Regions from separate parts of the Homo sapiens genome. Here region 1 is linked to region 2. The links are chromatin loops, found by intact Hi-C in ENCODE. Cell type or tissue: B cell. All regions are shown on one strand.

Evidence for each region. A loop is a pair of places that touch in the nucleus more often than their neighbours do. Peaks named below come from ENCODE experiments on the same cell type or tissue, not always from the same donor. Only the 100,000 strongest peaks of a DNase experiment are listed, where the experiment ranks them.
Region 1: it touches region 2 in a loop (30-fold over the local background); 10 of 110 quality-filtered maps call a loop at or near these places.

The regions. Positions count from the first base shown.
Region 1 is chr3:44,333,980-44,341,979 of GRCh38, forward strand. TCAIM (T cell activation inhibitor, mitochondrial) reads left to right here and starts at 4,787. Exons shown (of 11, transcript NM_173826.4): 1 at 4,787-4,855. LOC105377055 (a long non-coding RNA gene) reads right to left here and starts at 4,139. Exons shown (of 4, transcript XR_940782.4): 1 at 3,726-4,139; 2 at 475-583. It also overlaps a transcript of TOPAZ1 not described here. RefSeq lists enhancers at 3,800-4,453, 4,138-4,307 and a silencer at 4,448-4,837. In B cell, no CTCF peak of the experiment used is centred here; a DNase peak (open chromatin) is centred at 4,422; H3K4me3 peaks cover 2,236 bases; H3K27ac peaks cover 2,872 bases.
Region 2 is chr3:43,617,978-43,625,977 of GRCh38, forward strand. It overlaps ANO10 (anoctamin 10), which reads right to left and starts at 4,034. Exons shown (of 13, transcript NM_018075.5): 1 at 3,932-4,034. RefSeq lists a silencer at 3,748-4,247 and enhancers at 4,303-4,955, 4,956-5,608. In B cell, no CTCF peak of the experiment used is centred here; a DNase peak (open chromatin) is centred at 4,184; H3K4me3 peaks cover 1,572 bases; H3K27ac peaks cover 428 bases.

The DNA.
Region 1 (8,000 bases), 720 kb after region 2:
AATGATAAATGATTATATTTGTAGACATTTTGGTGCCTTGATGTTAGCAAGGGTTGCACAGTGAGTTTTGACATGCATGTATTTGGAGATGTATAGAAATTCTAGTTACTTCCAAATTTGGGGGAAAGAAGCCTGGTACCAGATGCCAGGTTTTTATAATGGGGAAGTCTAATCACTTCTAAATTCCTCAGGTAAGGAGTTTTGCCTGCAGATAGTCTGCTTGATGGCCACCAGGTGATCTTTGCTCTCCTCATTTTCCCCCTGACAGATATCTTGGTCAAATATTTGACCCTTTCGAATCCCCCATGCTCCTCTGTACCTTCTGCCTATTATGGTTTCAAGAAAGGGGAAACGGCACAGTGAAGAGGGGTGTCAGGTCTGTCTGGCTACTTCTTGCTGAAAGGGAGCATTGAGGGGATAAGTCACATTTTTCCCTTTCTTGCTCTGTGTCATGAAGGGTTATGAAAAACTTACTGGGGACAGGAGACACCGGATTCCATCAAGAGGCCCCATATATGTGGAAGTTGCTGTTGCAGGCTGGTATTGGGATTACATAATCATCTGTAGGTGGAATCATTGTAATCTGGAAGATAGAAACTTAATGAGAGCATTAAAGAGGCAGGGACCAAATATTAGAGGAAGAATAATGAGGAATAAAGGTCCAAGGAATGGGAGAAACCAGGTGATTTTTGGGAACCAATTAGTAAGGATTTTGGCCCACTTTGGGTTACTTTGAGAAGGTGTGTGTAGCCATTTGGTTTGTTTGAAAATTTCTTGGACATCAGCTTCCACTTCTCCAGACACATTAATGTAGGTGCAACACATTTTGTTAATGACAGCACAGACTCCTCCTTATTCAGCTAGGAGGTAATCTGGAGCCCTTCTGATATCAACAACCATTCCTGCTAGTGAGGCTACAGACTTTTCTAGTGCTGATAGACTTGTGCTAGTTTTTGCGATTGTGAGGGAGGCAGCATGTTCACATAGTGTGATTTCATGATAAGTACAACCTCCCCAAGGGGTGAGAGTTGTGATGATTCCCACAACTCCAACAATAAGTCCTAGGGCCCTTTTTCATCTAGAATGGGATTCTAGATTGGAAGTTATGTTTAAGACAGTGATTTGGGCAGGAGCTATTGTACCCAGGGTACAATCATCATAACGAAGAGAATTATCAAGGTGGGATAGGGCCAAAGCTTGAAAAGGATTTAAATAATTAATAGCAGTGCCACAAAACCATAAGAGTTCAGGAGGGGCAGGTAATACATTTTTGAGGCTTCTTGCACTAAGGGCCACCGCTGCTAAGGCTCTTAAGCCATCCCTGGCATACTAGGTCTAAAGTTTTTTTTTAAATATGCTATAGGGGCCAGGCACAGTGGCTCACACCTGTAATGCCAGCACTTTGGGAGGCTGAGGCAGTCAGATCACGAGGTCAGGAGTTTGAGACCAGCCTGGCCAACATGGTGAAACCCTGACTCTACTAAAAATGCAAAAATTAGCTGGGCGCGGTGGTGCACACCTATAATCCCAGATACTTGGGAGGCTGAGGCAGGAGAATCACTTGAGCTTGGGAAGCAGAGGTTGCAGTGATCCAAGGTCATGCCATTGCACTCCAGCCTGAACAATAGAGTGAGACTCCATCTCAAAGAAAAAAAAATGCTATAGGGCACTTAGAGGGCCCCTCAATCTTGGGCTAAGACTCCCAAAGCTATTCCCTTTTGTTCATGTACATAGAAAAAGGCTTAGTCAGATCTGGTAGGGCTGAGGTCAGGGCTGAGATTAAAGCCTATTTTAAAGTGTTTAGAGCATGCTTCATCTCATTAGTCCAGTATAGAGACTGTTCCTGAGTTCCCTTGAGGGCTTCATATAAAGGTTTTGCTATTAACTCAAAGGAAGGAATCCATATTCTGCAAAACCCAGCCTTACCCAAAAATGACTGAAGCTGTTGTTTAGTTACCACAATTGTCACGTTTAAGATCTGTACAAGCACTACAAAGGCTTTTTCACTGGGAATTAAAATAAGACCCCAAAATTGAACCCTTTGTGTGGATATTTGTGCTTTAGAAGGAGATACTTTGTACCCACAATTAGCAAGTTTGTTGAATACTAATACTGTATTTTGGTCTGGAACAGCCTGGTTAGGACTACAGATTAGTAAGTCATCCACATACTGAAGTAGATTGCTATCTGGGAGAAGCTGCAGGGGCTCTTTTGGTGAAGTGTTAATACAGCTAGAAGGTGGGGCCTTAGCTGTAAATTAGCTTGTAATTTTGTAAATCACAACCTAATAGAACAGGGCTAAAAAGGAGTAAAGGAATAGCCTTTCATTTTACAAGGGAATGGCTGTGTGAAACAGCCTCATTGGGGTTTTCCATCAATATCCATGAGGAAAATGGAGGACTGGCACATTGGGCCATAGTAAATGTTTATAAAGCTGAATAACTGTCCCGTGTATCTATGAGTAACATTATCTGTTGTTCAGCCACAATCAGATTTGCCCTGGGATCATCCACAGAGATGGAAAAGACAGGGCCGTGGATGGCTTCAAGGCCCCATCTAGAGGATGGATGACTGACATTTCAGAGGCTTGATCATAATCCAGGAATAGAATTAGAGGTGTTTGCCCTTGCTCTCGCCCTCACCCTCACCCTCGTTCTGCAGGATCCCCTTGTCAGGTAGGTTGGTGAGACTGTGGCTGTCATAGCCTAGAAGGAAGAGGTGGCCCCCCCTTCATGAGGGAGGGACACTCATTCTTCCAATTTGCAGTGAGGACAGGGTCCCAGGGATGGCTTGCAACCTGGAGGTTTGGGACATTCTCAACTTCAGTGTCCTTAAAGGCTGCTTTTAATAAAGTACAAAAGGGAGTTTGTGGGCCTTGCTCTAATTTTTGGAGTTTTTGTCTGATGTCTGGGGAAGCCTGACTTATAAAATGTATGGCCAGAAGGGATTGGCCCTCAGGGCTTTCAGGATCTAAATCTGTATATTTATGCATGGCCTCCATTAGTCTAGCTTGGAAAAGGGAAGGGTCCTTGGTCCTGAGTGATCTCTCATAATTTAGAAAAATTAACAGGTTTTATTTCATTCCTTCCAACAAACATGTTATAATCTTCTCTTCCCCTGTCTCTGTTTGGGCTGGCATTGGCAGCGTGGTATTGCCAATTGGGTTCTGTGTTGGGGACAGCTTCTGCCCTGGCTCTATTATTAGGATTGCCAACATGAGTTTCGTCTGCCCAAACTCGAGCTAAAGACCGTGATTTTTTCTTCGTGGGAACAGCAAATAGTTAATACCACAAATGTGTCTTGCCAGGTTAAATCAAAGGCAATAAAGCCCGAAATTCTTGAATGAACTTAGAGGGATCCTGGCTAAATGAACCCAACTTGGATTGAATTTGCCAAAGTTCAGACAATGGAAAAGGGACATGAACTCAAATTGTTCCCAAATCTCCGTTTGCCACCTTGTGGAGAGGCATAACACTTGGGGGATTTTCTGAGGACTTTGTACTAGTGGCATATGTAACTCCTGTGCAAGTATGTGAGGGTAATAAAGTATCTGGATGGTAGGGGACAGGGGTTGATTGGGGCATGGAGCAGATGGCAAGGGGTGCACAATGAGTTTTGACATGCGTGCATTACGGAGATGCATAGAAATTCTAGTTACTTTTAAATTTGGAGGGAAGAAGTCTGGTACCAGATGCTGGCTTTAGGTAACAGGGAAGTCTAGTTACCTCTAAATTCCTCAGGTAAGGAGTTTCTGCCTAAGGATGGTCGGCTTCATGGCCACCAGGTGATCTTTGCTTTCAATTCTATTGGCTTGATTTCATCTGTGGCAGTTTCTGGGGGGAATCAAAATTATAGGAACAAAATAAAACTAACAGTAAAACTTTCATGCTGACTGGGGAATGCTTAACGTTTAAAAATAGGTGCTGAAGGGTCCAAAGCAAACAACACAAGCCGGAAAAGAAATGTTTAAAAGTTAGCTATATTTATACAAGGAAAACCAAAAGAAATACTTAAATGAGACTTTTAAAATTCGAGGCTCTCCACTGAGACTTGTTCCCTGGCGCCAGCTCCGGGAGTTCCGCAGAGCCTCGCCCCCTGCCAGGGCGCCCGGGGCGAAGGACCGCACGGCGCATGCGCGCCTCCTCCAGCAGTCCCTTTCCCCTTCTTCCCCAAGATCCAGCGCGTGCTCGGTTGCCCTTCTCCGTTCCTTGCAGGCCCTTGGGTCAGGACCCACCACCTGCCGGACCATCATTTTCCGAGTCCCTCCGGCCTAGTCGGAGTGCTCGCTCGCGCCTCCTAAAGCTCTCAGCCGAGCGCGCCGAGACCCCTCAGGGCGGCCGGTAAGAAGGCGGAGGGGCGGGGGCTCAAAGCGCGCGGCGAAGGTGCAGCAGTTACCAGGGTGCTGACGTCAGCTAGAGGCAGGGCACCGCGGAAGGTTGAATCCACGCCCTGGCTGTGCGCAGGCGCCGTAGGGGGAAGGCCTGGCACGCTCCAGCCAACCAGGGCGTCACCTGCAGCTCGTCCCCCTGCCCGGGCTTGCCTCGAGCGCCCTGCCGCCGCCGGAGCGGGGAGGGTGTTGGGGGCAGGTGGAGCCGGGAGGGCCCAGCTGAGAATTCAGGGTTGGGGGCTCAGAGGGCACTGCGGCTAGGAGCCCGTCAAAGCCTGTCGCCCACCGGGGCGAGGGCAGGTGGGAGCGCCTGGCCGTGCGTCGCGCGCTGGTTGGCCAGCTGACGCCCCAGTGCGCATGCGCGTCCGAACAGCCCTGCGGGCGGAGCGACTGTCCTCCCTTCTGGTGTACTGGGTGGGAGGTGGAACTAGTCGGACAAAGCCCTCGCGTCGGACCCTTGCCAGAACTGTAAGGAGCAAGAGGGGAGGGGCTCCGGTGGTGCATTCATGCTCCTCTAGGGGGGAAGCGGGGTCGGAGGGGAGTGCTCAGAGCCACCTTAGCGCAAAGTGCTAACTTTTGAATTGAGGCAGTGCCAGGGGACGCAGTATCCGCATCGCATCTACATTTTAACTCGCTGTGAAATGAGAACGCAAAGACGATTTAGGTTTTATTGTTTCCGACTTATATTTTTCCGAGGTCTTTGATTTACGGGAAATTGTTACGTACTAAATCTCATATAGCGAGATTTAGAAAAGGAAGCTACAGAATCTAGGCTAATGTATCTAATAGCATTTCCTGCTTTTGCTCTTTTTCTTTGCCTTTTTCCCCTACTCTAAGAAGTTCATATTCAACTGAAAAGCCATGAAAATTACCGCTTTTGTCCCTCCTTGATATAACAAACTGCTTTCAGAAACCGTACAAGATAGTCACTAAGGGAAGTCACAGTTCAAATGAGAGTGGCATGATATTAATTTTGTTAAAATAAATTACTTTCAAATAAAAGTTGTGCCAAATGGTCAAAGCTCAATCCTGAGAGCTCTATTTGGCACACACTCGGTGTTAGTTGAAAGTAAGCAAAACAAAACCGTTTTTCGTGTACTCTTCCATAATTTGGATTTTTCACTGATTTAGGTATCTTTCCACCAAATTTGGTTTGAAACTGCACAGATTTAATGCCTCACTTAGAACAGATTTTAGGTAAAATTAGAAATTTTCACTTTATGAAACAGAAACTAATATCACTGTTAAGTAGATTAAAGTAGTCATTTACAATGGTTTGTAAATAAATTTTATCCTTCCCGGTCCTCTGCCCTCTTCCAGGAAAGGCACCATTTCCTTAGAGAAGACCTTCCTGAGCTCTCCCCGCCCCATTCCAAGTGTTGCGTCTGGGAGTTTCTCATATTCTGTGCATGTTTGTATTATTGCATTTACTGCGTTGTTTTATACTTATCTGCTTGTGTCTGTTTTTACACTCCCCCCTCCCTCTAAAAGTCTTTTGAGTATTAGAATTGTCTTAATAATTTTCTAGTCCCAATGCTTTACGCAGGACCTGGCCCATAAGTGGTGATGAATGGGTGAGTTAAAGACTCGGTATGCCTCCCAAGTGTGATAAGACAGTGCAACCTCTTCAGTTATTTTATAGCATTTTCCAAGTGGAAGTATAGTGGGCTAAGTGCAGTATGGACAGGAACCACCTATGTAAGAATTTATCTGAAGACGAGAAGCCTGCGGTTGATGTGGATGTCCCAGACTTTTGGAGCTAGTGTCTGAATGAGAGCACCCAACTCTACTCTGAAGCAATGTGTCTTCAGTCAGCTGATAGTAATTTGATTTTCTGTGTAGCTAGTCCTGAAAGAGGAAGAACATTAGATCTGAATCTTCTAGTTGTCTTAGCAGTTATAATCTCAAAGTAAATTTACAGATTGACATTCCAGTTATCAGGCCTTCTAATTTAGCTTCCCCAAGGCCCACGTATTTCTGTCTTGAAGTGATAAAATTGGGTTCTGTTCTTACAAGGTTGAAGACTAACCCAAGATCTGGGCGTTGTGAAGCGGCAGGCAGCCATGCCTGCCAACCTGCTGGACATTGTCTCTACTTAGAATTTTGGTTTTTTTAATCTGAAAAGTACATAAACCATACAGGAAACAAAGAACTAATTCAAGCAAAAACTTGAAATCCTCCTTTGATTTTTAGCATAAATTGGGTAGCTAAAGATCCAAGTTTGTATTAAATAATTATTTTTAAAGAATTAAAGCTTAAACATTAACAGATGCCCCAGAATCCTCTTTGGTGATAGAATCAGGATTCCCTAATACAGTGGTTCTCAAACCTGAGTGTGCATCAGAATCCCTGACAGTGTGTTAAAACAGATTCCTCCATCCCACCCAGATTCTGATTCTGCAGGACTCGGATGGGACCTGATAATTTGCATTTCTCACGGATGCTGTTGCTGCTTTGAAAACCACTGCCCTAAGAGTTATTTCTTTCTCTCCTTCCTACCCTGTCCCTTTCTTCTTTTCCAAAACTGGATCCTCATCTGTCACTTAGTCGTCAGAGCCCATTCTTGAAGAGCTTACAGGAAATACTCAAAAGACTCATAGTACTCGGTTTTTCATTCTTATTCTTAAACAGAACGAGAAAATATATTTTTAATTTTTTCCAATGATTTGTATAGGAAGTGATCATCTTAGAGCAATAATTTTGTTGAATGGATAGCAGAATTATTAACTGAATATATTTTTATATATATAGGCATTTTCCTCTAGAAATATGAATTGGCTGCCATTGTGGGAGAGAGGAGAATTATTGGAAAAAGGAAAAGTCACATTCCCTCTCATTTCTCCCCTATTGCTCTCTCATTGTTTCTCCATGACCCAGAACACTGTCTTTAAAAAGTCAGTATTAATTCATAAAAAGACAATTCCCACAGCACAATATAACTTTATTATATTCACTTTAGGTTTTTATTTTGAAGAGAGAAATGCTACTTCCATCAAAACTTGTGTTTTTATTGGTTAGCAAGTGCCACCTTTGTCTTCAAATGGTAAAAGTAAACAACTAGCTATTTTTTAATTCTGATGAATTAAAAGTATTTTTCTAGAGAAAAATTTGTGAAATTATTCATCTGTACTTTTTGAATTGTATGTAGCCTTGGCAAAATTGCCTACTACCTTGTGTTTAAGACCTTCAGACATTGACTCCTTATTGTGATAATTCTGAGTTTTTCAACAAAGTTTTTCAAAATTTGTTTTTGAATAAAATGTTGTATTGAACTGCATGTTTGAGCAATATGTTATCTGACATTAGATGGAAAAAAATTATGCCATTTTTTAATACACTCTGACATAATAATAGTTGCAACTGTAATGAATTTTTTATTTACTAAATGTGGCTAAATCCCTTATGCATATTCTACTTAAGCTTCACAAAAGTTCTATGAAAAAGATAGCCCCTACTTTCATAAGTGATGTACCCCTGAAAACACATACACAAAGTCAGATGTGGGATTCCACATCCACAGTGCTTAAACATCATTATTAGGTTCTAAATTAGATTTCACCTTTTAGAAAAGTCTTATTGAATATTTCTAGCATTTTGTCTGTGTCTTTCCACC
Region 2 (8,000 bases):
AGGCCAACTCCAGAGGACCCGAGATGCAGAGACACTACTTACCTACAGGCAGGCAGTTAATGGTGAGAGCAATTGTGGGAGCCTCCCTCCTTGTACCTAGGGCAGCTGCCTTGGGGAGTTACACAGATGTAGACAGACGTGAGAATGGAGAATCAGCCCCGCATACACCCATCCTTACTATAACAGTTTCTCAGTAACACAGATAACTTAGGGAAGCTGGTGAGGACCACTCCCTGAGGGAACTCCATGCCCTTAAGATTCCACAGGAAGGTACAGGAGAGGTGAGACACAGGATACTGAAGACAGTCCTGCCACAACAGCCCAGGCCGGATTAGATGCTGCACTAACCTCTGCACACAATCACTCAACTGAGTCTAGCCATGGAAGCACCAGTGAGGAAAACAAGAATATTTCCTCCTCTCACTCATGCCTCCATCTACTCTCATTACCCCAGATACTGCCAAGAGTTTGCTTGTTTTGGCTAGAATAATGTCAGAAATATACTGTGGCATCTCAGTAGAAATGCTCTAGAGGCTGTGAGGTGGCCCTGGGCTGAAGAAGTTCCCAAGACACAGACCTTTAAAACTGGGACAAGTTGATCACACTTGGTAAAGAGTAAAGGCCATTACTCTTTCCTCCAAAAGACCCAGGGACTGGAGTCAGCATCTGGCACTCTGTTTTTGAAAGATTCCCACTGCCAATTCATAGACTAATAAAAGAGATAATAAGCATGGATTACTCAGATCATGCTTTCTAGTCTGTAACTCCCAGAAGATTTAGAAATGGCATATAAAAGTAATTAAAAGGCACCTTATTAGTTATACGTCTTTTTTTTTTTCTTTGAGGCAGAGTCTCGCTCTGTCGCCCAGGCTGGAGTGCAGTGGAGCAATCTCTGCTCACTGCAAGCTCCGCCTCCCGGGTTCACGCCATTCTCCTGCCTCAGCCTCCCGAGTAGCTGGAACTACAGGCATCCGCCACCATGCTCGGCTAATTTTTTTTTGTATTTTTAGTGGAGACGGGGTTTCACCGTGTTAGCCAAGATGGTCTTGATCTCCTGACCTCGTGATCCGCCTGCCTCGGCCTCCCAAAGTGCTGGGATTACAGGCGTGAGCCACCGTGCCCAGCTATGGTTATACATCTTAATCAAACAGTAGTCTATTCATATAGAAAAGGAAGATAAATATCCCCTTCTAAGGGATAGGTTTTGGATATGAATTCAGGGGAGGTGTGTGCTTTCTAGCAGGCCTGCTTCACTTTACAGGTCTGCACCAGGTCATCCTGTTTAGGAGGATGCTCAGGTTAAAAGAGGCTAAGGACATATGACGACTAAATACAGTGTAGGATCTCAGACTGGATCCTAAATATTAGTGGGACAATTAGTGAAATTTGAATAAGGTCTGTAGATTACACTAATAGAATTGTATCAATGTCAATTTTCTGGTTTCAACAATTGCACCATCGTCATCTAAGATGTTCACATCTGGGGAAGCTAGGTGAAGGGCATAAGGAAATTTGTACTATTTTTGCAACTTTTTGTAAATCTAAAATTATTTCAAAACAAGAAACTTTTTAAAAAGAGCCTCTTCCAGGGGCTGGGCACAGTAGCTGAGGCTTGTAATCCCAGCACTTTGGGAGTCCATGGGGGGTGGATCTATTGAGCTCAGGAGTTCAAGACCAGCCTGGGCAACATGGCGAAACCCTGTCTCTACAATAAATACAAAAAAAAAGAAAAAAAAAATTAGCTGGATACGGTGAAGCTCTCGCCTGTAGTCCCAGCTACCCAGGAGGCTGAGATGGGAGGATCACCTGACCCCAGAGGTCAAGGCTGCAGTGAGCTGTGACTGCACCACTGCACGCACTGCAGTTTGGGCAACAGAGTGAGACCTTGTCCAAAAAAAAAAAAAAAAAAAATCCTCTTCCACCCAAAATTCCGTAATTTCCTAACACATACACACAAAAACTCATACACATTAAAAATAACAGTTTTGGATTCACACATGACATGAGATTTATTGTGAGCTTTTAACCATTAAAACAAAGGTTTACTGCTTATAAAAACAGAAGGCTAGAGACAATTTAACTGACAGATGAGAAAAAGGCTTAGTACAGCTCTCATGCAAGCCATGACAAATATATCCATTTGAGGAACACTGATTTTTCACCTCCAAGCACAGTACTAGGCACATAACTAAAACTCTAATATTTAAAAAAAGAATGAATCCACATGATGAATGATTATACAAGCATTTTCAAAGATGTTTAAGAAGAATTTGATCCACAAAAATGCTAAGTGAGAAAATGTAAGGTGGAAAGAAAAAGCAAAAGTATGAAGTAATATAACAATATTACCCCAATTAGGTAACAATACTACCCTAATTTTGTGTACATTCATATACACAAAAATACAAAAATTAGGAAGAAATGCATCAAAATGTTATTACATGTGGCAAAACTACAGATTTTAATTTTCATCCTTATAATTTTCTCTGTCTTCCAAGTTGTCTACAATGAAAAAAGTTGGCCAGCACAGTGGCTCACGTCTGTAATCCCAGCACTTTGGGAGGCCGAGGTGGGAGGATTACCTGAGGTCAGGAGTTCAAGACCAGCCTGGCCAACATGGTGGAACCCCATCTCTACTAAAAACACAAAAATTAGCCGGGCATGGTGGCAGGCGCCTATAATCCCAGCTACTCGGGAGAATCGCTTGAACCCGAGAGGCGGAGGTTGCAGTGAGCAGACATTGTGCCACTGCACTCCAGCCTGAGCGACAGAGCAAGACTCCGTCTCAAAAAAAACAAAAAGAAAAAAGTTTCAGTGGGTTTAAGTGCATTTACACACTTCAATTTATCAAGACTTTTCTATGCCCTTCCATTATTTTAGATCTTTCAAATTTCATTCATCTGCAACTCTACGATTCTTTCAGCAACAGCTGTTCAGAACAGATGATTTACTTTCCATAGCGAATTTTAAACTGTTTATCATGCAGAATGGGCCCTTAGAAAACATCTAGTCCTCTAGATTTGTATGACTTTAAATTAAAAGTAGACACTACAAAGTGGATTTAACCGCTTTAAACCCCACAGGATTAGATTTAAACTCCGCAGGATTTAAGGCAATATGATACAACTGTGTCTTGAGTCTGAATAAACCTCAGCTGCACTTTTTAAGTCTGGGATCTCCATACACCGTCCTGCTGGAATATAAGGTTTTACAGAAGGCAGCGCACACCAATGCTGGTGCTGTGAAGGCACCCACAAAATCAGACGCTGCCTATAGGGGAGAACCCCATTCCATCCACGTTTCTCAGGTGTCCCAGGCACTAGCCAGACAGGTATCTATTATTTAAACTGTACAGTATGTCCCAGTCAAAAGCCTGGAAACTCAGTCACCTCGATGTGAGCATTATCCTGCAAGCCCGCTCCGGCCAAACCTGCTTGGAGACAGCCTAGTCCGCCCTGATCCCCGGACTGCCCGGGAAGCAAGAACCCCGGGACCCGCGAGCTGACCCTTCTAAAAACCACCCTTCACTCCGCTCCGCCGACCACCCCACTCACTGCCTCCTTCCCCAAAGCGCTGAGGCCCCCAACATCCTCCATCCTGACTTCACCAGCCCCAAATTTCCGCCTCACCGCCTTTCTCTCAGGACTCAAACCCTCGCCCCAGACCCATAATCCCCTCCACAAACCTCTCCCCTCCCCTGCGACCGCCGCTCCCCGCAACACCTTCACTCGTCCCTGCCCCCACAGCCCCCGCGCCCATCCTGGTCCCACTTCCCATCCCCAGGGGTGCTGGCACCGGGAGGCGGCCCGGGAACGCAGGGCGGCGACCAGGCGGAGCTCCTGGAGCCTGCAGCGGCCGGGGCTCTGTGGCTGCAAGGGGCCGGGCTCTGCTGCGGACAGCTGGGGGGTCCGAGGTGCCCTCCCCGACTCACCAGCCGCCGCAGCGCTCCACGTCTTCGGAGGCGGGTCCGAGAGCCGGCGAGAACCGGAGGCCGGGCGAAAGAGTGCTCGGTGCGGGGGGCGGGCCAGGCCAGTGGGGCGGGCGCCGCCGAGCGCTGGGCGTGGCGGACGCGGCGGGGCCTAGATGCGGTCACACGCAGGGGGGCGGGGCCGCGGCGGGAGAGGCGGGGCCTCACTGGGCGGTAGCTCCGGGAGGGGCGGAACTGCGGTGGGAGGGGCGGGGCCTCACTGGGCGATCGTAGTGGACGAGAACCTAGACTGGAACCGGTCCGAAGAAAAAAAGGCAGCCCTCATTGGGCTGTCGCCTGGAACAGGAGACCAGGCCGGGAGAAAGGGAGGGGCGTGCCTAACGTACTGTACCACCCATCGAAATCCGGACGGCAGCGGGAGAGGCGCGGCCGAGAAGGCAGAGGCCTGGTTGGGCTGTCACTCCGAGCCGGGGCGGCATGTGGCTGGGCTCTCCAACCGCGAGCGGTCGGGGCAGGGGAAAGGAATACGCCCCTTCACATTTCCCTCTTCCATCTCTTAAAGACCAGAACCTAATTTTCTGGTCACTTTCAGGTATAAGAACAAGTCTCATTTTAACTGTAGCTCACTTTCAAGTTGTGAAAAACGCAGATCCTTTTATAATTAAAACCTAACATCCAACCACAGCCAAATCCCAAAACCCTTGCTCCTCCTAGAAATCGCCAGACACCTTTCCACCTCCAGGCTCAGAGTCTGCCCCAGCCATTCCTTCTGCCCAGAAAGCTCTTCCCTCGGTTGGCTGCTTGGCTCACTTCCTCACCTCCCTCAGTGTTTGCTGGGCTCTCACTTTCTCCCTGAGGCCCTTTCTGACCATCCTACTTAATACCTGTTCTCATCTGCTCCTCACCCCACCATTTCCTTACCTGCTCTCCTATTTCTTCTGTCCACCACACTTTTTGACTTTTTGTTGTTGTTGTTTTGAGATAGAGCCTCGCAATGTCACCCAGGCTGGAGTGCAGTGGCGCAGTCTCGGCTCACTGCAACCTCCGCCTCCCGGGTTCAAGCGATTCTCCTGCCTCAGCCTCCTGAGTAGCTGGGATTACAGGCGCGCACCATCATGCCCAGCTAATTTTTGTATTTTTTGTAGAGACAGGGTTTCACTATGTTGGCCAGGCTGGTCTAGAACTCCTGACCTCAGGTGATCCGCCTGCCTCGGTTTCCCAAAGTGCTGGGATTACAGGCGTGAGCCACCGCGCCCTGCCGGCTTTAAGTGTTTTTAGTTACCCAGGGTCTACCACAGTCTGAAAATAGGTGAGGCCAGAACAATAAGATATTTGGAGAGAGAGAGAGAGACCATATTCACCTTTTATTACAGTCTATTTTTATAATTGTTCTATTTTATTATTATTCATTGTTGTTAATCCCTTACTGTACCTAATTTATAAATGAAACTTTATCATAGTATGTATGTATGTGTAGGAAAAAACATAGTATACATAGAGTTTTATACTATCCTCAGTTTCAAGCATCCACTGTGGATCTTGGAATGTATCTCCCACAGATAATGGAGGATTACCAGCCCCAATGTTTAGAACAGTGTTAGGTCCATAGCAGACAAGCAATAATTCTGAAATGAAAAATTTAAAAAATGAATGAACACTTTCTGCCTCCATACATCCAGCTTTGGCCAGATCAATGCCTCAACAAACTGCAGTGCGGAGAAGGCTGGTCTGTTCTTTACTCCCCACCCTTCTCTGGGTCTTCCAGGTTCCAGGCAGGAGGCAGGGAAACTAAAAGAAAGGAGCAGAAGACTCGTTACTTGGTAGGAGCAGTTTGTCATTCTTTCTAGTCCTCCGATGCTATCATGGCAGCTCACAACATTATTAACCAGTTTTTGTGCAGCTATCTTTTTGTAGGTCCTGTGTGGTTATGTTCAGAAGTTCTCTCTTTCTTCTGAAAATCAGGACAAATTATTTATGAACTTCAATAAGTTTAGACATGAATTACTCCTTAGACTTTTGTTTTTAAATTGTACTCTTCTTATCTTCTCATCCTAGAACGCACGGCCATCCTCCATATAATTTCATTTTCTTATATTTATGTGGCTGGAGGAATTAGGAAGAAAAATGAATGGAAATATAAAAGTCATTTTCTCTTGTATAATCTTATTTCATCTCCACAATTAACAAATTAAAACTTTCTGTTAAGTATAGCAAATTGTTGGACAGCATAAATGGCAAACCTGAGTTAATGACATAGATCCCTATATAGTAGTCCCCCTTAGCCACATTTCAATACCCCCACTGGATGCCTGAAACCACAGATAGTACTGAACCCTGTATATATTATGTTTTTTCGACCTGATAGCCTAGATGGCTGCTAAGTGACCAAAAGGTATGTAGCATTGATATAGTTTGGATCTGTGTCCTCACTTAAATCTCATGCTGAATTGTAATCTCCAGTATTGGGGGTGGGGCCTGGTGCAAGGTGATTGGATCATGGGGGTAGATTTCTCATGAATGGTTTAGCACCATCCCCTTGGTGCTGTCCTCGAAATAGTGAGAGACTTTTCACAAGATCTGGCTGTTTAAAAGTGTGTGGCATCTTGCTCTCTCTCTGTTGCTCCTGCTCTCGCCATGTGATATGCCTGCTCCCCCTTTGCTGTCTGCCATGATTTTAAGTTTCCTGAGGCCTTCCCAGAAGCCAAGCAGATGCCAGCATCATGCTTCCTGTACAGCCTGAAAAACCAGAGCCAATTAAACCTCTTTGCTTTATAAATTACCCAGTCTCAGTTATTTCTTTATAGCAATATGAGAATGGACTAATACAAGGACCTACAGTATGGACACACCAGACAAAGAGATGATTCACATCGCAGGAGGGATGGAGTAGGACAGGCGGAGATTTCATCACGATACTCAGAATGGCACACAATTTAAAACTTATGCAATGTTTATTTCTGGAATTTTCCATGCAATGTTTTCTGACCTCAGTTGACTGAAGGTAATTGAAACCATGGAAAGAGAAACTGTGGCTAAGGAGAACTACTGTATCAATTACCTATGACTGCATGTCAAACAATTACACAGAATTAGGGATTCCTTTCTCCACTTGTCTCTCTTTGGGTATTTCCTCCATGTTCTCTCTGGCTTCCAAGAGTCCCTTTTCCCAACTCCTCTGTCCAGAAGGACAGGTTTTCTCTCAGGTGACTGTGTCACCATACCACTGCAGGGCAGCTCCCAGACAGGGAATGGCTTCAGGGAAACGGAGGGAGAGAAAAAAAGGAATCAGCAGTTTCCACCACTTTCTCTAGCTTGCAGCAGACTTTTTTCCTGGTCCTGTGGCTACATGGTCCGGCTTCTCTCGGACATTTTGCTGATAGTGTCTGGTTGACAATTCCCTATTCATCTGTCCTCAGATCAAAGCCAAGAGGTAAAGGAGAAAAAAATAAAAACAAGACTCTCACTACTACTCTATCTGTCTTTCTTCAGGCTTTGAGTTCCCTGCCATCATGATCCACCTGCTATTATTTACTTTTCAGAGTCCTTGGGTAGTTGTTCTTTACATTTTATCTAGAGGTTTTAGTAGTGATCAATCAGTAGCAGACATGGGCAGCAGTGGACTTACTCTATTTTGGTCAGAAATGGAACTCATCAATCTAGTAGATGAAAAAACATTTTAAGTCGTATTTTTCTTATGAAGAGTGAGTTCGAGAGCATCTTCTCAGGTTAAAGAGACATTTGTCTTTCATTTTCTGTGAATTATCTATTTATTTGTATTGTCTAATTTTCTACTATGTATAGAAACTCTTTATATAATAGAACAGTCCTTTTTCTTAGATATGAATGTCAAAACTTTTCCTCAGTTTGTCACGTCCTTTGATTTATCTTATGCTACTTTGTTTTTGTTTTTGTTTATTGGCCGTGAAAACTTCTATTTCTAACTGGTCAATTTTACCAGGCTTTTCTTTTACTACGTACTACTTCTGGGTTGCATCGTACTTAGAAAGACCTCCACCTCTCTCTCTCTTCAATTACTTTTTTTTTTTTTTAACGGGTCTAGCTCTGTTCCCCA